Linked DNA regions of Mus musculus: region 1 is linked to region 2. Evidence: chromatin loops called from intact Hi-C (ENCODE). Cell type or tissue: heart. All regions are shown on one strand. Each heading gives the region's core, and the rest is flanking DNA. Links, peaks and the distances in the headings are about the cores only. Region 1 holds the start of Gpc2 (glypican 2 (cerebroglycan)). Region 2 holds the start of Zfp157 (zinc finger protein 157).

Evidence for each region. Hi-C counts contacts between places; a loop is a spot of excess contacts. Peaks named below come from ENCODE experiments on the same cell type or tissue, not always from the same donor. Only the 100,000 strongest peaks of a DNase experiment are listed, where the experiment ranks them.
Region 1: a loop joins it to region 2, with 2.0 times the contacts of the local background. A loop is called at or near these places in 10 of 42 quality-filtered maps.

Annotation. Positions count from the first base shown.
Region 1 is chr5:138,273,260-138,283,422 of GRCm38, forward strand. Gpc2 (glypican 2 (cerebroglycan)) reads right to left here and starts at 6,678. Exons shown (of 10, transcript NM_172412.2): 1 at 6,390-6,678; 2 at 5,580-5,738; 3 at 4,956-5,278; 4 at 4,148-4,228; 5 at 3,325-3,487; 6 at 2,949-3,079; 7 at 2,670-2,816; 8 at 2,448-2,587; 9 at 2,196-2,365; 10 at 401-1,310. The coding sequence starts at 6,555. The coding sequence ends at 1,051. It overlaps Stag3 (stromal antigen 3), which reads left to right and starts at 7,250. Exons shown (of 34, transcript NM_016964.2): 1 at 7,250-7,395; 2 at 8,606-8,779; 3 at 9,360-9,456; 4 at 9,774-9,893. The coding sequence starts at 8,616. In heart, for the core only: no CTCF peak of the experiment used is centred there; a DNase peak (open chromatin) is centred at 6,912; H3K4me3 peaks cover 2,952 bases; H3K27ac peaks cover 1,735 bases; H3K27me3 peaks cover 348 bases.
Region 2 is chr5:138,436,923-138,447,272 of GRCm38, forward strand. Zfp157 (zinc finger protein 157) reads left to right here and starts at 4,554. Exons shown (of 5, transcript NM_028130.3): 1 at 4,554-4,707; 2 at 7,830-7,956. The coding sequence starts at 4,705. In heart, for the core only: no CTCF peak of the experiment used is centred there; a DNase peak (open chromatin) is centred at 4,529; H3K4me3 peaks cover 2,509 bases; H3K27ac peaks cover 1,426 bases.

The DNA of each region.
Region 1 (10,163 bases), core at 2,164-10,163, 160 kb before region 2:
TTCTTTAGAGCTGCTTGCTCCCAAGTGACAGACTCCAAGAGGCAAGAAGCAGGTAGAAATTGGGCCAGTTACAGATGCCCAGGGAAACATAGACTGGAGGAAAAGCACTTGTTGCACACGCGTGCGGACCCAAGTTCAGATCCCTTATAGCCATGTAAAGACACTGGGCTCGGTCACAAGCACATCTTCCCTGTGATTCCAGTGATATGGGAGGATAAAAGGATCACTGGAGCGTTCTGGCTGCCAGCCTAGCATCCGCTTTAGCCAGAATGCCAGTCTCTCCAGGGAATAAGGCAGAGAGATATAGCAAAACACGTCCTCCTCTGGTCTCTGGGAGTGTGTGCGGGCACGCAAACACACACACACACACACACATACACACACAGAGAGCCATACACGTGGTCCAATAAATTCTTTATTTACCAATAGACACTGATATGAACACTGAAATATGAAGTGGAAGTTTGTGATGGATGTGGATGGCAAAGGTCGCTAGATGGGTCCCTCCCCCCGCCCCATACTTAAGAAGCAGATGATTTTAAAAGAGGCAACAAAACTCAGGTTCTACCCTCCTTCCTGTTCTACTGTCAGCACCTAGCTTTATTAGTCCCTAACTCTCAATCCTCCTGCCTCAGCATCCCAAAGAATAATGGGTTTACAGGCAAGTGACATCACTCTCAGCTAGTTTATGTGTCCATTTTCAATACCAGGTACCCCCATGCCAATAGTACCATTCCTCCCCACTTTCAAGTTCCTTCAACCCCGTGTCCCACCCCCCACCCCATCAGTGAGCCCAAAGATTTAAAAGAGCTGAACCATCCTTCCTAAATAAATATCCCCAGTTCCCAAATGAAAAAATAAATATTATGAAACCCATCTACCTCCCACCCCATTAATTGGAAACTCCTGGATTTGGGGCCCCAGCCATTCACCCACAAAGTCCCTTTCTGCCCTCTCTGTAGCCCCCTTCCACTCCTCCTCATGCCTGGCTGAGGGAGGTGGAAGAAAAAGAGCCACTAAGCCTTTTGATGCTAGGGCGCCCCTCCCTCGTTATCGAAGTACAAGCAGGGTCAGGGCTGAGGGAAGGAGGAGGAGGACAAGTGGGGTATGGAGGCCAACAGATGACCCCAGATTCCTGCTTCGGCCCTGGTTGTATCTGGCACTGCCACTTCCTCCTCTCACTCCAAGACCGTCCCTTCGAGGAGGACGAGGTGGCCTTGGAGGCCTGGCTGGGGGAACCACAGGCACTGCCCCAGCTTTCCAGTCGTCTGCATACTGCTGTCCCCCTCCAGAGCCACTGGCATCTTCATCTGTGTAGATGGAGAGGATCAGAGGTAGATGGTAGGAAGGAAGAGCAAGAGATTTCAAATGGAAACTGAGATAAACCATAAGCACATTTTCATATATATGCGTGAAAATGTCAAAATGAAATCTATTACTTTGTATAGTTAATATAAAAAAAGGAGATTCAGAGAGGCAAGAGAAGGACACACAACTGTGAGCGGTGACAGGAATACCAGGAAGGAAACGCATAATCACACACCAGACAAGGAGATGGGAGAAGGCAAGGAGACTGGAAAAGACAGAGCAGAAGAAAAAAAAAAAAAGAGTCGATGGGGATGGCAAGCAGACAAGAAGCCAGAAAACAAAGGTAGAGAAAGGGGGATGGGGAGGGAGGAGGAGTTGGGAGCCAACCTAAGAAAAGTTGGATGTGCTTGGTTCTCTTTTTGGTTAATTTCACGGGTGGGGGTGGGGTGGAGGTGGGGCAGCCCAGTGACAGCACAGCTAGCTTCCCTGCCCCCAGTTCTTTACAATAAGTTTCCTCAGTGTTCTCTGTAGGAATGTTTGTGTCTCCCACCACAGTCAAGGATGGAGACCTTTGAGACAGGCACTTAAGGCTTAAGTGAATAGAAAAGAATGAAGCTAATTAATGTGGGGCGGGGATGAGGGGTGGAAGGGTGGCTAGTGGGGCAATGTGTGGGCCTCGAAGGGGGATGGGCAGGAGTGGAAGCACAGTTGGGGTGGTGTCAAGGAGCAATGGGAAGTTCCAAGAGCAAGATGAGACTTGAGAGGCAATGGGCTGGGCTCCAGAGCTGGCTCATAGCAGTCAGATGGAGGTTAGTGGGCGGGACTTGGGAAGCAATGGACCAGGGCCTGGGTCAAGGGGCCTTGCAGAGTGAGTTTCTGAGCCTCACCCGCATCATGCATGTCAAGATCCTGACCCAGCGCAGCCGCCTTCATTCGAGCAGTAGCTGCTCGGAGATGTAGCCTCCGCCTCCGCGTCGGGACATCGGGACTCGAAGTATCCAACTCCGGGTTGTGGAGCTGCTCATTCAAGGAGCCCACGACCACAGGCGACATATACCTGAGAGCACAGCACCCCGAGGGCTCCGGCTGCAGCCTTCCCTCCTTCCAGACTCCCATAGCCGCCTGAGCCCGAGACTCACCGGCCTCTCCCAACTCCAGTCCAGCAGGGTGCCGTCTCCTGTGAGAGATCTGCCGCCATGCGGGAGTCCCCACATACGGTTACAGGCAGTCCAGCCCAGAAGCCCCGTACTCGGCTAAGTCTCTCCCGGAGCTCCCAAACCTGCCCGACAGAAAACAAAGCTGCAGCACTTGTGAGCAGCTGTCTTGCCACACCCACCAGCCCCGGTGGCTCCACTACCAACCAAGCGGTGCAGATTAGTGCCTGCCGCTGTTGTGGGCCGTTCTTCCTCCGCTGAAGCCCTCCACGACCGGCTAGCCTCTTCTCGGGGTGCTGGTGCTCGCCGGCTGCGGGACTGCACGGGATGGGGGGTCCCACATTCCTGAAACACCTATCATACAGGGAAAGACCTCAAGAGCCACTCTGAAGCCAATCAGAGTGTCCCGTCTCGGAAACTACAGTCCTCTATATGCCTTATTGTTTCTGACACCCACACCTCACCTCCATCCTTCCCTCTCTATACCTTCGCTGACACCTTTACACTGTTTTCCTGTAAGTGCATCAAACCTTCTGAGATCTTCACCCCAATGGACTCAGCAGCCAGTTCAAAGGAAAAGGGTCCTTGGAGTTTCTCAGCCAGCAGCAGGAGACCATCTTGAGGGAAGGGGAGAAAGGGGACAGGGGACAGCTCTGATTTAATATGTTCCCACACATCTCACTGGGGCCTTAAAGGAAAGAGCACTTTGTTTGCTTGTAGGTGGGCTGTGTGACTGCATGAGACCACCCCCCCCCACCTTGTGCTTCCCCCAGTTTGGTTTTAGGCCACCCTCTCCTTACTCAAATGGCCCCCAACCTTACTCAGGACTCCCCTCCATCTAGGGCTTCTTGAGGCCCCTCACCCAGATATCCGCCCCATTCAGGCTCCAGTCCCCTACTGCTGAGGCAGCCATGGGCTACATTGAGGCAGAAGCCCCGGCAGGGCATAAGTGAAGGAACTCCCCGACAAAGAGGGCAGCCAATCAGACGCATCAGGGCCTGTCTGCAGCCTTCCAACACTGGTACCTGTGGGTAGAAAATGGGTCTGGGCATCCATGAACACGCAGGCTATTCTTAGCAAACTTGGTGCTGGGCATAGAGAGGTCAAAGATCCGGCCTGACCCACCTCCCCAGGCTATCTGTTGGAAGCTGGATGTGAACAATTGTGGTTGGTGACCCCATGTGGCACCTGGCGATACCACAGGACTGCTGTGGGACTGAGAAGGGGGGTACCTAGAGAAAAGGTTGCTGATTCTGGTTCACGAGAGGGGTTTGACTAGGATGATACTGAGGAGGAGGTGGTAAGGAAAGATTCAGGGCCAAGAGTGAGCTTAGGCTGAGGAGAGAGGAAGGAGGCAGGAGGTGAGGCTGGGGACAGGACCAGTGATGAAGAGAGATCTTCAGTAGCAGGGAGGAAGGAGGGGACATTGAGGGGTTCACTCCAATCTCAAACTGTTATAGAAAGATCAGCAGAAGGCATGTGGGTCACCAGAGGGAGGACCAGAAGTCCCAGGAGATCATGTCAGACACCCCGGGGAGGCCTGACTCTGGCCTTCCTTCCTGATGTCCTCTGGAACACCAGAGCCCAGGAACAGATAAGGAAGGGACAGCTCTAGGCCTCTCCTGCCAGATGGTGCCTGTCTTCTTCACATCCTGGGCTCTGTCCATATTCAGGGCCCCTCTAACCTTAAGTGCTTCGCTGACCACATTTCTTCCAGTCTCCAGACCCTGGACCAAGGCCCGGGCTGCCACCAGTGCCCTGGATATCTGGAGGAAAAGAAGATGAGAAAAAACAAACAAACCCACAAAAATTATCAGTTAGTCAAAACTGGAGTGAGAGACAGAAGGAGGTTGAGTTTGTGGGATTAACTTGGGGAGGGTACACTGTTGGGTGATACAGAGAGGGGGAATTCAATAGGCCCAAAGGAATTGTGGTCTAGAAGGGCTGGGTGTTTGGAAAGAGCTAGTAGGGTAGAATATGTATCAGAACACTGAACCTAAAGTTAGAAGACTGAGGGTGTGAGCTCCTGCATCTCTGCTTATTGGCTTTGAGACTTGCTTGGGAGCCCCATTTTTATCCTCTGTAAAATAAGGATGCTCTCATTTACCTCAAACAATTATGGTGATAATTCAATGTGATACTGTAGGTGAAAATGATTCCCAACTTTGGTGGCCATTCTTATTTCGTTGACCCACGGGAAGTTACCATGTTAGGATTAGAGAGGTGTTGGCAGAAAGTAGCTGAGGGTGGAGGGCCAAGTGTATATATAAAAGTAGGGCAAAGAATGTAGCTAAAGGAGACCAAGGGGTCAGACATAGGTGACCAGGGCTTGAGATGGGGATCACCAAGTCAGAGAAGGCCAAGATAGAGGCCATGAGGTCAGAGGTGACATGGGAACAAAAGGGGGTGATTGTCTTGGAGGTGACAGTTCATACCATTAGAGGTCACTAAGGGTCGGAGGTTGCTGAAGTTCAGGTTGTGGGACCTCCTCACCTGTAGGCGGAGGCGGCGGGGTGAGTCTCCGAAGGGCTGCAGAGAGCCATCAGCAGTTGAAGTAAGCCGAGTAAGACAGAGCAGGAAGTCAGGAGGGAAACTGTATTGTGGGTGCAGCAAAGGGAAGGCTCTCTCCAGGAGCTGTGCCCAGAAATCCGCCAAGGTGTCATCTAACCCCTCGCCAGACTTCTCATAGTAGTCCCGCAGGCCGGAAAACAGGCTATTGAAGATGACGGCGTGCTGGGAATACAGGCGACCATAGGAATGCGAGAAGAGCTGAGCCAAAGAATGCTGGGATATAGACAGCATCTCCCGAAAAAACTCTAACAAAGGTGGAGGGATGAGAAGAGGGAACAGAGACAGGGAGAGCAGGGAAAGGGCAGAGGCAGGAAGGAATGAGGAAAAGAAGAGGCAAAAGAATTAGAAGCTGAGTAAGCTGGCAGACTAGGAACAAGGAAGGGCAGGGTCCTGTAGAGAATGTGGAGTGGGGATGGGAAATAAGCAGGGGATTCTGGGGTGGGTGGTGGTGGCCTAGCTATGACTGCAGGAGGTGGGAATAGGAAACGGGGTGCATAAACACAAAGAGGTGTGAAGCACATCTGGGAACCCCCCAAAGGTCCTCACCATTAAACTTTCTATGCCGGGCAGCCAGTGTGTGAATCAGGAAAGAGCCACTGTCCTCTACCAGGCCACGGAATGTGACTTCAGCATCCCTGATCAACTTCTGCTCTGTCTCACTGGAACAGCAGGTGTACTCCTGAGGACAGACTTGAAGGTGCTCACCTGCGCAGAGGAGACAGGGAGGAGGACTGGATGGCAAGAAGGGATATTAGGAATCTCCTTTCATCCCTCGCCTATCTCTGGGGGCTGATTTTTGTCTTCCACCTGCCCGGTTGCTTTTTCCTTTGTTTGCCCCTTCAGCCCTACCTGAACCCTCTTTTATTGTCCCTCACCCATCTCAGCTTCACTCCTATTTGTAATGGGATCATCTATTGAACAGCTGCTTTGAGGGCCATATTAGTGACCAGAGGGTCTTCAGGTAACCCTCCCCAACACTGCACAACCCACTCCTCCAGGGACTTATGGGACAACTATGGAATGAAGAACGGGATTTGTAGGGGTGGGGCTACTTGGTAAGCAAGAAAGTATTGTCATAGAAGCTCACAGGAATTGCAAGGCGATTTCTGGCTGTTAGAAAGACACTAACGGGTGTGCTAATTACAGAGAAGGGAATTCCTTGGGTGGGGACTGAATGAGAGTTATTATATGAGCAGCAGGTTTATTGTGATCCCGGGAAGGAAGTTACTGGAGAAGAAAGATGCTCAACAGATGAAACAATCATCATAATGGTCACTGAAAGGAAAGAGTTATTGTGAGATGGGGAGGACCCGTCCCCGCCCCTTCCCACCCCGACTCTTCCCTCTTTCTTCTCACCTGAGATGAGGGAGGGAGGGATTAGGTTTAAGCTATATCCCCGGGCCCCCAGCACCTGCCGAGTCTCTGCACAACTCCGGACGACCTTTGCCTCACTCCCATGTCCCGGCCCTAGACCCGGACACAGATGGAGCAGCAAAAGCAGGAGAGGTCGCAGCGCAGACATAGGTGCTCTCCTCCCTGGGACGGGGCAAAGTGGGTCCTAAGGAGGAAAGAAGAGTCCGCGGAACTCTAGAACCCCGTTCTCGGCCGCGGGACGTCTCGAAGAAAAGAATAGGAGCGTGTCCCCTAAAACTGAACAACCCCAGCACCGTAGCAGGACCAGGAGGCATCTGCGGAGACAATGGGAGCCGGGGAGCGGGACAGGGGGCGGGGCCCGAAGCGGTAGCCCGCCAATGATAAGAAGAAGCCGGCCCCAGGGGCGGGGACAGGGTAGCCGTGAAGCCAATGTGGAACGGCAACTCGGCAGGGGCGGAACACGGCCCGCACGGCGGAGGCTGGCAGGGGTAGGGGTTGTGGTCTTGAGAAGGGGCGTGGTATTTTGCTCGAAAGGCGGGGTTTGGGTGAAACTGAGCCAATTGCAATTGAAGAGCCGGACTGAAGGCAGCAGCAAACGCTCAGCCAATGGAAGGGGACATAGGAGTAAAGGAGGCGTGACCAGGATGGAGCGACTCCGCACGCGCTGGAGCCCACGTGACAGGACTGCACAGCTACATGCCTGGCGGCTGCTCGAAGCCAAGCGCGCTGAGAGGCAGGAACGTGGTTAGCACGAGCTCGCGCTGCGCCAAGTCTCGCGACACTTCTCAGCCGCGCGAAGACCAGTTAATCTCGCGCCTGCGCACGGCTTATCCCGTGCCTTCCCGCGTTTTTTTCTAAGGCTTAACCGCCCGCCACCAGAGGAAGAAGAGCAGCTGCGGCGGGCGTCTCGCGACCGAGGTGGGATGTCCACTGAGACCTGAAAGGACCTCTGAGGTGGTGACCTTTCTTCAGCCGTGTTCATCTAAAGGTCATTCTTCCAAGTTCAAACTGTGAGGTTGCCCCTTTGGACCCATAAATAGGCAGCGTTCCAACCCCCTGTCTCCACTGAGGTCTGTAGCTCTGTCTCGTGTCCGCTATGGAGGCCGGAAACCCTTTTTTTTTTTTTCGAGACAGGGTTTCTCTGTGTAGCCCTGGCTGTCCTGGAACTCACTCTGTAGACCAGGCTGGCCTCAAACTCAGAAATCCACCTGCCTCTGCCTCCCGAGTGCTGGGATTAAAGGCGTGCGCCACCACGCCGGGCCCGGAAACCCCATCTTCTGATTCAGAGAGATAAGCAGCCTCATAAACGGAAGACACCCTGCTCCCTCCTCCCCCACAGCCCAAATAAGCTTGGGGTCAACCTTATGCAGCGCGCTTTCTGGAAGTAGAGAACGCGCTTTACTCGTTGGAATGTTTGTGGCTTAACTCAAATGACACCTCTGCTTCCGGATCACGAATAGCCTCCCATTTCCTGTAGAGTCAGACAATGAGTTTCAGAAATGGAAATCTGAGGTGCTTTGCTGGTTCGGTTTTAGCAGCTGAGCCTCAGCCAGTGTACCCCTCTCTGATTCCTCTAAGAGGGATTTGTGCCAGAAGCTGCTCAGAAACTGCTCTGTGTAAACCCTCTGGCCTTGTTTGTTTACCTATATTGAAGATTGGCCCCAGATCCTCTGGCCTTATTAAATTAATTTACCTATACTGAAGATTGGCCCCAGATCCTCTGGTGTTATTTATTTATTTATTTTAATTAATTTACCTATACTGAAGATTGGACCCAGGTCCTGTGGCCTTAATTTATTTAGCCATACTGAAAGTTGGGTGCTGCCCAGAGTCTTGGAACATCTACTGCTCAGCTATAACCCCCAGGCCTCTTTTTTACTGTTTATTTTGAATAAGGTCTCACTAAGTTGCTCAGGCTACAGGCTACTCTGGAGTTCCAGGCTGACTTTGAATTTGATGAGCAACCTGCCTTAGCCTCCCAGGTAGCTGCAATTACAAGCCTACAGCATCACTCCTAGTTTCAGGTTTCTGTTTGCAAGCCCTTATAGCAGTAGTGACCATAATACCTCGATGTGGTTAGGTTGACTATTGGTTTTGGTGCTCTATCCCATAGTACTGAGACCACATTCTGGGAGAGAAAGATGATGGTCTATAGAGGGATATAGTAGTAGTAGGAACTCTTTCCTTTTTTCCTACAGCTGGATTAACATGCCTACTCTGTGGTCACCTTCTACCCAGCACCATGGCTCTTCCTCAGGCAGTGAGTCTTCCCCACTTCAAAAGTCTGTGAGACGTGCACAGATGGCCTTGTCTCCTTGTTCCTCCTCCATCCTACCCTGTGATGACAGAGACTCACAGGGAACTGCAGAGTGGTGAGTGCCGTTGGTGAGAGGTCTGAACTTGGGAGCTCCTTCTGCATCCCCAGCAGCTTTCCTCTCTGTTGTTTTCTAGCATGGTTGTAGTGTATGTGGGGCCATATGACAGTATCAGAAATGCTGTACTGAAAGCTGGATATGGTGGCACATACCTGTAATCGCAGAATATGGGACGAGGAGGCTGGAGGATAAAGAGGGTTAAGGACAGCTACATAGTGAATTCAAGCTAGCCTGGTCTGCATGAGACTCTGCTCTAAAATTAAATAGAAATAAACCAGTCAAACAGAAATGGAAGGTAGAGTAGGGTAAGGGAGAAGAAAGGGAGGAAGAAATGCTATATGGTTCTAGGAGTTGAATTCTGGTCATCAGGCTTCCTTGTTGAGCCATTTCACCTTCTTTTAGTTCCTCATTTTTCATCTCTAATGCTTTGAAGTGACTTTTCTTGTCCTGTATCTTAAAATTTGAATGTTTTTCCTCATATAGATGTGGCACAGTTAGAGATAAATAGAAATTATAATTAACTCTTTATGTGGCAGGAATGGGATGATGCTTAAGGGAAATCATATTCTCTCTATAGGGATAGTCCCTCAACTAACGAAGACAGCGACTTTGAAGACAGCTTAAGACGAAATGTGAAGAAGAGAGCAGCAAAGCAACCACCCAAAGCTGTTCCAGTGAGTCTGCCATTTTGTTTAATTCAGAATCTACTCTGGGAATTAGCAAAGAAAAACCTGGAAGGGACTCAGGTGATGGAATGGAAGAAGAGAGAATATTAGGATAGAGGTACCAGAATTCTTTTTAAAAAAAGAAAAGGTTAATGATAACAAATCTCACAACATTAAAAAGAGACCAGTTACTTAAGATCTGAAACAATAATGGAAGCATTGCTGTGGAATTGACGACTTAAGGCTACCTAAAGTGATAATGATGAAATCAAATGTTACCATTATTTTTACAGCTTTTGTACAGCTAATATTTTTACATTTAATAGGCAGCAAAACATCGGAAGAAGCAGTCCCGAATAGTATCTAGTGGGAATGGCAAGAATGAATCAGTGCCATCAACCAATTACCTTTTTGATGCTGTGAAAGCTGCTAGAAGTTGCATGCAGGTAAAGAAGTGTTTTACCTCTTCTCTTCTTCCTCTTGATATCAGTAAGAAATTTAACTATATTTAAAAAAGTATATAGTTATGTCCAGAAAATTTTTACAAGTTTATTTATAATTATTACAAAAGTCAAACTGTTGAAACTTGTTTACTGAAATATTTTGATTTGCATTAATGCTTTATCATTTATGTTTATTAAAAATTCACATACAAATGAAAGTAGAAACCCACTACCAGTAACTGATTTCTGTCCCCTAGTTTTCTACTAGTAATT
Region 2 (10,350 bases), core at 1,118-9,117:
TAGGTGTGCAGTCTCAGGCTACAGTCATCTGGAAGCCATGGTTGATACTTTCAGTACAAACTATCAGCATCCATTCTCAGATGAGAAGGCTTTACCATTGCCCTCTGCCTGACCCCTTGCCATGTCCATGGGTCTGAAGCACTGATGTCCTTAACATGGCTGTGCTCATATCAACAATACGGACTCACTCAGACTTCATCGGTTTCCCACAATGGAGGATTTAGTTGTCTCATCTTCTGTGATAAGGAATGAGCCCCAGCTCTTAGAGATTTTCGCAGAGAACAGGAGCTCTGAGCTCAGATTCAATTCTTAGCCTTTGGACATTTATTTATTTATTTATTTATTTATTTATTTATTTATTTTATTTATTTTTGCCAATGCTATGTGTTTTGCTGTACCACGAGACTGAGAATTCTGAGCCATGGCAACAAATCATTGGCTCTTCATAGCCTTTTCCTCACCACTGGTCATAGTGTTCTGAAAGCGCTGAGGAACTCAGGCAAAAATCCCAACTCCCTTTCCACTCATATAGTCTGACACTTCAAGGGCTACTCCTGTCTTTTATTCCCTCAGTGTAAGAAAATTGAGGTTTCTGTAGTGAGTAAATATACTACCTAATGATAACCTCTAAAGCTCATTGACATCAGCAGAGACTTCTGTGCAAACAAGGAAGTGTCTCAGCTGAATGAAGCCCTTTGCTCACCCCCCAACCCCAAACCTGGTAATTAGAGCACCTGCTAGCAGATTCCACAGTTAGTGGATGTCTTAGTCAATGTTCGATTTCTGTGAAGAGTTACCATGGCCTCAGCAACTCTTATACAAGAAAGCATTTAGTTGGGGATGACTTACAATTTCAGAAGTTTAACTTCATTGTTGTTGCGGGAGAGGGGAACATAGCAGTATGCAGACAGACGTGTACTGGAGAAGTGTTTGAGAGTTCTACATGATCTGTAGGCAGCTGGAAGAGAGCCACAGGACCTGGTGTTAAACACAGGTACTGGACTCATGCACATGCTGGGAAAGGCTTTTCCTTTGACCCCCCCTACCCCAAATAAATATTGTGTTGTGCTGAGTTAAAATAATCTTCATTTTTCCTTTAAGTGTATGGAAAAAGTTTCCTTTGTCCTAATTTCTTCCCTCTTCCCTCTTTTCTTTCCTGTCCTGTTCTCACTGTGAAGCCCAGGATGAGCTAGAACTTTGAGTTCTCCTTACTCACTCTCCACAGTACTGGGACTATAGCTGTGAACCATCACCCTCAGCAATAATCAAAACTTACTGTGGTAATCTGAATGCTAATGGGCAGCACTGCTTGGAGAGGTGGTGAAACATTTGGGACATTGAACCTTGCTAGAGGAAGTATGCCACTGGGGGGCTAATTGTGACAGTTTATACCTTCTCCTTATTTCCAGTTTTCCCTCTTTATAAGCTGCTCATGCTTTGAGTGATGGTATCATCTCTAAGTGTTGTGCTCTGGCCACCTGCTCCCCTGCTTCCTCCACCATTATAGACTCTCCCTCTGGAATTGTGAGCCAAAATAAATTTTTCTCCCATAAGTTGCTTTTGGTCATGCTTTTATATATAATTGCTTTTTATCATGACAACAAAAAAGTAACTAATACAATTATTGAACATAATACTATAGGGCAGTGGTAGACGGTTTATATGTGTAATAAATTGAGAAAAGTGATTAATGAAAAATATTTCTCAGTTTTGGATTGTGGTCAAAATGTTCAGGTACTAAAGGCATAAGCCAGTGGTATGATATGCTCATAGCATGCAAGAGGGTTTGGTTCAGTCTCCACTTGTTCTGAATTTGAATCCCAGTACTCCCAGTTAATAGCTGAATAATCCTGGACAAGCAGTTTGCCCTGTATAAGTGACAATCCCTTCACCTATGCAATGACTTAAAATATGTGCCTCACAGGATGGCTGTGAGGGTGAGATGTGTTAACCACTGTCAGCACAGATCTGGTAGAGTGCAAGTTCTCAATGCAGCATCAACTACAGTAGGGAACTACTGTAATCTTAGCACTTGGGTGGCAGATGCAGGAAGAATAGGAATCCAAGGCTATCCTGAGTTACATAGGGAGAACATGTTTTTAAAACAAAACAAGGAAGACTGGGTAGTTTTCAGGCATAGAGCACTCACCTACCGTGTATAAGACCATCTCTTATATCCCATTTACCACAAAGCAAAAAAAAAAAAAAATCAATCAATCAAACAAAGCACTCCAAAGAACAAATAAACACAAACACTTCCATAAAGCTAAACAAAATAATCTCTCAACATGTGGAGACATCGCATTAAGTTGAGTAATCATTAATACAAGGCACAGGAGTGGCTGGACACTGAGTATGCTGCTCTGATCTCCTCTCAATAAAGAATTAATGATGCAGCTGCTAAAAGTGTACAGAATATCTGCTGTGGCTGATCCAGTTGTGGATAGGAAGGTCCTGATGTTTCCATCGATGCCATCTGTCACAGCCTGATGGTATCTCCACCCAATTAATCCTGCTGTTTCTTTCCCTGGGTATTACACCTCATCAATCTTTAGTCCCCTTAGTATCGTATAAGTGACTTATATTCGGGGGAGAAAACAAACCACATGGCTTTTAAAGTCTCTGCACTTCCTCCTATGAAACTATTCTTTATTCCTATGATTTCCACACTTTGGGTCCTCTCGCCATGGCAGTGAGGATTAAATTGTGGTGGTTGGCACAGTTGCCTGGCAGAACAGAGTGTCTACATAGCATGGTCTGCTCCTGCTTAACAATCTAGGGTCCTGGCACCAGATAGAATTGTTCTCTTCCCTGCTAGGATCTGGCAATGTGTTGTCCCCAGTACCTTACCTCTTCAGTACCCATGCCCCTAATGGATGCTCTTACACACACTCCTCTAGTTAAACTCTGGGAGGATGGCAAGATGGCTCATCAAGTAAAAACACTGCTGCCAAACTAGGTGACTTAAGTTTGATTTTTGGGACTCACAATGTCTAGCAAACTGTCCTGGGACTTTCATACTCAAGCCCATGCAAACACATATAAATACATAAATTTAAACTCATTGATATATGTGGTGGTTTGAATAAAAATGGTCCCCATAGGCTCATATCATATATCTGAATGATGAATCATGAGGGAGTGACACAACTTAGAAGAATTAGGAGGTGTGACCTTGTTGGGGGTAGATGTACCCTTGCTGGAAGAAGTGTGCCACTAGCAATGAGCTTTGAGATTTCAGAGCCCAAGACAGACCCAGTGTCTCTCTCCCTGCTGTCTGCAGATCTGGATGTAGAACTCTCAGCTACTTCTCCAGCACATTTCTGTCTGTGTGCCACCATGCTCCTTACCTTGAGAGTCATAGACTAAATGGCCGAAACTGTAAGCAAGCCCCCGTTAAATGCTTTCTTTTTTAAAAGCCATTGCCTTGGTTATGGTGTCTCTTCACAGCAAAAGAACACTGACTGAGATAATATACCAAGCTATGCTTGAATGAATCTGATTTTTTTTTTTTGTTCTGTTGCTTTTGTTCAATCTGGGGAGAATAGAAGTTTGTTCAAAAATAATTAGTAAGGAATTTAAGAAACCACTACGAAGTAATCCTTGACAGCTATTGTCTTGGGGGACTGGAGTCATACTGAATTACTCTGGAAAGCATTTTAACCGTATTAATGCCTGGGTTCTAGATCCTGGACTCTGATTTCACTGGTTCTTTATTCCACTGGAAACCTTTGCTATGATGTCAGAAGTTACAATCACAAGTTCTATGGTTTGTGATGCCTGAACTATGCATGATATCCATGTATGCTGTGAGGCTTTGCCTAGCTAAAATCAAAGAACAAATTCAAGACATGATCCCTTGTTCGGCTACATTGTTACAAGAGAAAATGTATTCCTTGCATACACATCTGTATGAATGTCCCTAGCTTTCTTGGGAAGGTGACCTAATAACAGAGATTTGATTATTGTTTATGTTGGAAATAGAAAAAAAAAAAAAAGAAAGAAAGAAAGAAAGAAAGAAAGAAAGAAAGAAAGAAAGAAAGAAAGAAAGAAACCAGTAGGCCTCTGTTTGTGCTGGGATTAAAGACCAAGGAATGGAAATATTTTGCATGTATGTGGGATGCATTATACATGTTTTCAAATATTTCTTAAGGTAAACAATGAAAAGCATCCATAGCAGCATTGGTTTCCTAAATGGTAGTTTTTAAAATCAAATCCAAATGTTTGTTTTGATTGTTTTAAGTGAATACTTAAATTTGTTCTTGGAATACATAGGGCACGAACAATGTATATAGATTTATATACAATTCACACATTTTCAGATACTTTATTTACAAGGTTAAGTGAAAACAAAAAGGAAGGAGGTTCTGTCACAGGAAGCCCTGCCTTAATTTACCCATGAAAGCAAGGCCTTGTCAATTCTGGCTTCATCCACCCCTGGGTTGAAGCGTGAACTGTCACTCAGGGTGGACCTGAAGCGCTACCCTATCAGACACAATAGACTGAAGGCTACCCAATCAGACACACGGTCGGAAGGGAGGAGGCGGGCCTTGCGTACGTTGTTGCTGACCCCGCCATCTTGGCATCTGTGGCCGCTTTCTTCTCCCAGCTCTGTGTTCTGGATTGCACCTAGTGTCTGTCGCCGTGTGACTCGCTGGTACCTGGACACCCAGCGCGAGGCGGGGCGCTCACCTGAGTCCCGAAATGGTGCGTTTACCCACGACAAGGCCCCTAGCCCCGCGTCCCGCATCGGGGTCGCTTGTGCCCCTGCTGCCTGCGCTGTGGCCAGGCTGAGCTGGCTGCTGCAGCTCGGGGGTCTTGTCGCGTCCGCGTGATTCCCATGACCAGGGCTGCTATGGATGCCTCCTAGGTGGGGACACCGGGACTGCGGGACTTATGACTGCCCAAGCGCGGCCGGGAGTTTGTCGGCCGCCTCCAGATCTGGTAGGACTTTGACCAGCATGGGGGATTGCTGCCTTCTTGGTCTCTGGGCCCTCAAGGCCATCGGCCTCCCCAGGATTTTTCTGCAGCCGGCGCCCCGCCCCGTCTCTTCATCTTGCATCTCCACGTTTGTCCCTGGCTTCTCAAGTCACAATCTTGTGATGTTTCTATCTCAGAACCTCTATGGAAGCCCGTGAGCATGACCTTCCCCGCCCACTTCCTCACCTCTCAACCCATCTCAGCCCATCACGTTTTGTTCATGAGCCCGGTCCTTCAAGTCCCGGGAGTCCCTGAGTGACCCGGAGTAGGTACTTCTTCTCCTCTCTGCTGTTTCCTTCACTCTCCCTCTGTCTTCTGCCTCTGGCTCTCTATTTCTAGGGATGGAGTCTAGGAATTCATTTATGCAAGGTAGTGCTCTGCCCTAAGCCAGTTAGTTACTTGTCCTTTTTTTTTTCCTTTCACGATTTTAGCATTTATATATTAATGGTACACCGTAGTGACTTTCATTTCATTACATCTTATATCTATGTGTAATGTTGTATTTTCTTCTACCTAACCTCTGTTATCCTCCCGGTCCTTTTCCTACTCCCTCAGATTCTCTTCCTCTTTTCCAGTACTTCCCCTTAGTATTAGTTTTTTTTTTTTTTTTAAATGACCCCCCCGACTTCTACATAGGAAGAAGGTTAGTTACAGGAGCATGGGCCCCACCATTGTCTATACTACTATACTACGGAATAAAGAGGCTCTCCTGAGCCTCTCCCTATGCAACCATTAACTGCCTATACATCCTCAAGGAGAAATGGGGCCTTGTGAGCCTCTTCCTGTTCTTCACAATTTCACTTCATTTACAGATTTTTATTTATGTGTTTTTTAGCTTCCTAATTTTTTTACAGTTTGTTTGCTTATTTATTTATTTATTTTAGACATAGTTTTAACTGCAGCACGAGTTGGCTTTGAACTTAACCATTCTCCTCCCTGAGCTGGGAACACAGGCCAACCTTTCGTACTTGTTGGCAGGAGCCCAGGTCCTAGTTGTCCTTCCTTTACCTCTCCCCACCTGTGCAACTTGGGGATCAGGGGCAACCCTGAATGCTTCTCTTCTGGTGGGGTCCTGGCACACAGGCATAGCTTATGTAGCACAGTATGGTGCTGGGGGAATTAAAACGCAGGTAGCAAAAAAAGGACTAGAGTCAGAGGAGAAGACATGAGAGACAGCACACAGCAAGACCTGCAGACATTAAAGGGAGGGGAACCAGCCAGGTGCTTAGGGACATCCCTGGCTCATGTGCTCTGGAATAAGAGAGGTGGGGTAGAGAGGCAGGCTCTGTAAGTCCCGTTTTGGAATTTGGCCGTATAGCACTGGGCTTTCCAGATATTCCTTGGGTACTGGTCTGGTTCCTGGGTGGTGAAGGAGGAAAGTTAGGAGACTCTGGGTGCAGGAAATGGGGACTGCACCCTAAACCTGAGCACTTCACATATCAGTCTCAGTTCTCTTTATGTGTGCCCCTTTTGTGTCTGTAAAAATCTGTCCCTGCATCCTTTGCCTCCTTCTGTGCCTTGTTTGTGAGATTTATTTGTTCTTTGTATCTGAGTTTTCATATAGGACCTCACAGTGTAGCCTAGTCTGGTCTCAAAGCGTATGCTGACCCTCCAGCCATAGCCTTGTGATCCTTGGGGATTTTTTCGACACAAGCCATCGTATCCATCTCCATGCCTTAGACATCATCATGTCTCTATCTCTGTGTCTTTGGTGAGTCTCAGCCTCTGAAAGAGCCCTGCTCTGGAAGGTAGTTTGTCTGACTTGATCCCACTCAGAAGGATTTAATGTGGGATTCCAAGAACAGCCATGCATGGAGGCTTCACCTCTTCCTTCTTTCTTCACTCTGGATGTCTCAATCCATGTTCTAGTAAGGTGAGACAGGGAGACCTAGATAGGTTCAAATCTCGCCTCTGAGCCAGGAGGTGGCCTGGTGGTGCAGGCCAATATATATATATACATACATACAGATAGATAGATAGATAGATAGATAGATAGATAGAGATATAGATTGCAAATTTGAGGACTGTAAAGTGAGTTCATGGTGGGTTTGGGCAATTTAGTGAAACCTAACCTTAAAGAAAAAGATACAAACCAGTTCAGTAATTTGTGTGTGTGACACGTGTGGTATGTTCCATTCCCAACCCTTGGGGCAAATTTGTTACAATTTAGACTGTACAAAGCTTCTAAATGAACTGATAACTTCTAAGACTAGATAGCAGTCTGTCTTGTCACCCTTGTCTGTATTATTGCTGGATTTTAGACAGTTGTTTTTCTAGACCTAGCTCCCTAGCACATTTGCATATGCCAGATTGCTTTGTTCATAGATCTTGGGAGTTTAGCATATATTCCCACAAGTAGATGCAATCTAAAACTGAGGTTCAGTGAGTGCAGACTGTGGTCATAAGTGTAAAATTATCAATACCAATCCAGGGTTTCTATCTTATCTTGATCATTCAGTTCTCGGATAAAAGACACACAACTTTTATTATTTACAATAAGCCTGAAACAGCACATGAGCTGGGCAGATATCTACCCTCTATGCTATTTGAATCTACTTTCTTATAGATAACCCTAAGTTATTGCTTACTATGTTTCATTTAGGCTGCTCTTAAATCCAATTGGCCAGTCCTCAGGGCAATGTTTTCATGAAGTCACCTCTTCCGCCTTACCATCTTCTGGCTATGTGCTCATAGTTCATCTCCCCTCATGGCAGTTTCCTCTCTTCCTTCTCCCCTTGGTCTCTCCTCCTTCATCCAGGTCACTCCAAACCCACCTACCTCTAATCCAGGGAAGTGAACTCTATTTCCAGGGCTAAGACCTTGGGTTAACGAGCAGTGTGTCGTTGCAGGGGTTGGTGTCATTTGAAGACGTAGCAGTGGACTTCACTTGGCAGGAATGGCAGGAGCTGGATGCTGCTCAGAGGACCCTCTACAGGGACGTGATGCTGGAGAACTATAGCAGCCTGGTATCCTTGGGTGAGTCTCATTCCCTGGCAGCTCTCAGCAATTACTTTCCTCTTGGCTGAGAACTGTTGGTATTATCGCAAACTTTTAATATAACACTAAGTTGCTCATATTTTAGCTTGCCTGTGTTGATGCCGTACATACATAAAGAACTGTGTGGCTTGGGAAATACTCTAGATAATATATGATTATCTGATGAAGCCAGGCAGCAAGTCTGCCAGCTTAGACACAACCTGTTTGTGATAGGAACATTTAAATTCTCTCTGATAGCTACTTTGAAAGATTGATTTAATTGTTGTCAAATATATTTATTACCGTATATAGAATGTAAATTCTGTGTCCCTTGCCTGTGTACTTGGAGCAAATACTAACCACCCCTCTCTACCTCCCCACACCCGCCATGTCTGCTCTTGGAACTGCCATTTTCTCTATTTCTTTGAGGTCACCTTGAACTTGCAAATGTAGTGAGGGCATGCAGGATTTTGATTTTTTGTGACAGACATAGTTCATTTACTTTGTCTTTGTTGTAAGATATCATCTGTTTACCCCACCCAAGAAAATATCCATTTCTTCCAATCTGGTGAACCAGAGAGTGTATTTGTTGTAGTCAGATAAAGTGACTCTCAGACAGTGGTAGCCCTGAAGACACCGCCTCTTACTCAGTTTTGCCCTCTACGGCACATGTACTTGGGCAGAAGGGGTCTGAGTCGCTCTCTTGAGCATCCGGTCCATCCGAATCCATTTCAAATCCCCAGCATAACCCTGAATAGGTATGGTTTTGCTTGGGGCTGTTCAGTCTCTTCCAGTGGTTTCTGTGTCTCTTTTGGCGGCCATTTCCTACGTCTCTTTGGAATGAGGTTTGAAGGTAGATACTAAGAGCTACATGTTTGTGCTTTCCGATCAAGATGCTTTGCTACTTTGGGGTCTCTGGAGCTTTTATATTATGTTTAAGGCATTGTTTGGGACAGTGTTTTTCTGTTTATGTAGAGAAGTATGTATATTTTACTGAAGGTAGATACTAAGAGCTACATGTTTGTGCTTTCCGATCAAGATGCTTTGCTACTTTGGGGTCTCTGGAGCTTTTATATTATGTTTAAGGCATTGTTTGGGACAGTGTTTTTCTGTTTATGTGGAGAAGTATGTCTATTTTACTATGAGGATATTATTGAATCTGCAAACCACTTTGAAAGTGTGGGAACTTTTTCCTTCAGTATTACTTCCAATTTGTTAACATGGAATATGGTGACTTATATTCTGTGTCTTACCCTGGGTATCTCCCGAATCCATGTATCATGGAGTCTCTGCAGGGTTTGGCACATCTTCTCCCACTGAGGACAGACAACGCAGCTCTGTTGGGGAACAGATTTCACAGTTAGGCAACAGCTTTAGGGATAGTCTTCCTGCTATTGTTGGGAGACCCTCATGGAGACTGAAATGCACATCTGCCACTTATGTTCCCGGGGTCTTGGTCCAGCCTATGTATGCCCTTTGGTTGGTGGCTCAGTCTCTGAGAGTTCCCAATGATTCAGGTTAGTTAACTATGCTGCTCTTTCTGTGGAGTTCATATCCCCTTCAGAGCCTTCAGTCCTTCCCCAACTCTTCCATAAGATTCCTCTACCTCTGTCCAGTGTTTGGCTGTGGGTATCTACTTCTGTTTCAGTCAGCTGCTCTGATGATTTCATACACGCACGCAGTGTGTTTTCAGCTTTACGTCTGTTATCCTCCTGCAGCCTCCTGATCTCACTGCGCACGCTCGTCTTTCCAGTCCCTGTCTGCCTTCTCTCCTTTTATGTTGTGTTCTTTTTTTCCTCACTGAATTTGATTCTTTGCATGAACATGGGATGTGGTGGGTTAACTCTTGAACTGTGGGCTTTTTTTTCTCTTGGTTTTCTGAGCCACAGTTTCCCAGGGTGCCTTGAACTTGCTTTATAGTGCAAAGTATTTCCAAACTTATAAACAGTCCTCCTGTCACAGCATATCGCATCCTGGGATTTTTCCATTTGGTAAAGGGGAGGGTGTGACCTCTTTTAACTTCTCAGTGTTTGGCAATTTCAGACTGGTATTAGACTCCTTGGTTATACAGTAGAGCTGGGGACATAGCTCAGAGATGACCTGCCAAGCATATTCAAGCCTGTAAATTCAACCCCTAGAACCACAGAATGAAATAAACAATAAATAAATATTAAAATTATTGAACCTTTTAAGATTCCTTTAATTTTTTTAGCTTTTAAATTTCTTTATTAAAAATAGATTTTTAATATACTATATTCTGATTATGATTCCCCCTCTCCCAACTACTCCCAGATCCTCCCCACCCAAATCTACACCCTTTCATGCTCCCTCTTGTTAGAAAACAAACAGATATCTAAAAAAAAACAAAAAAGAAAAATATTTAGGTAGCTATTT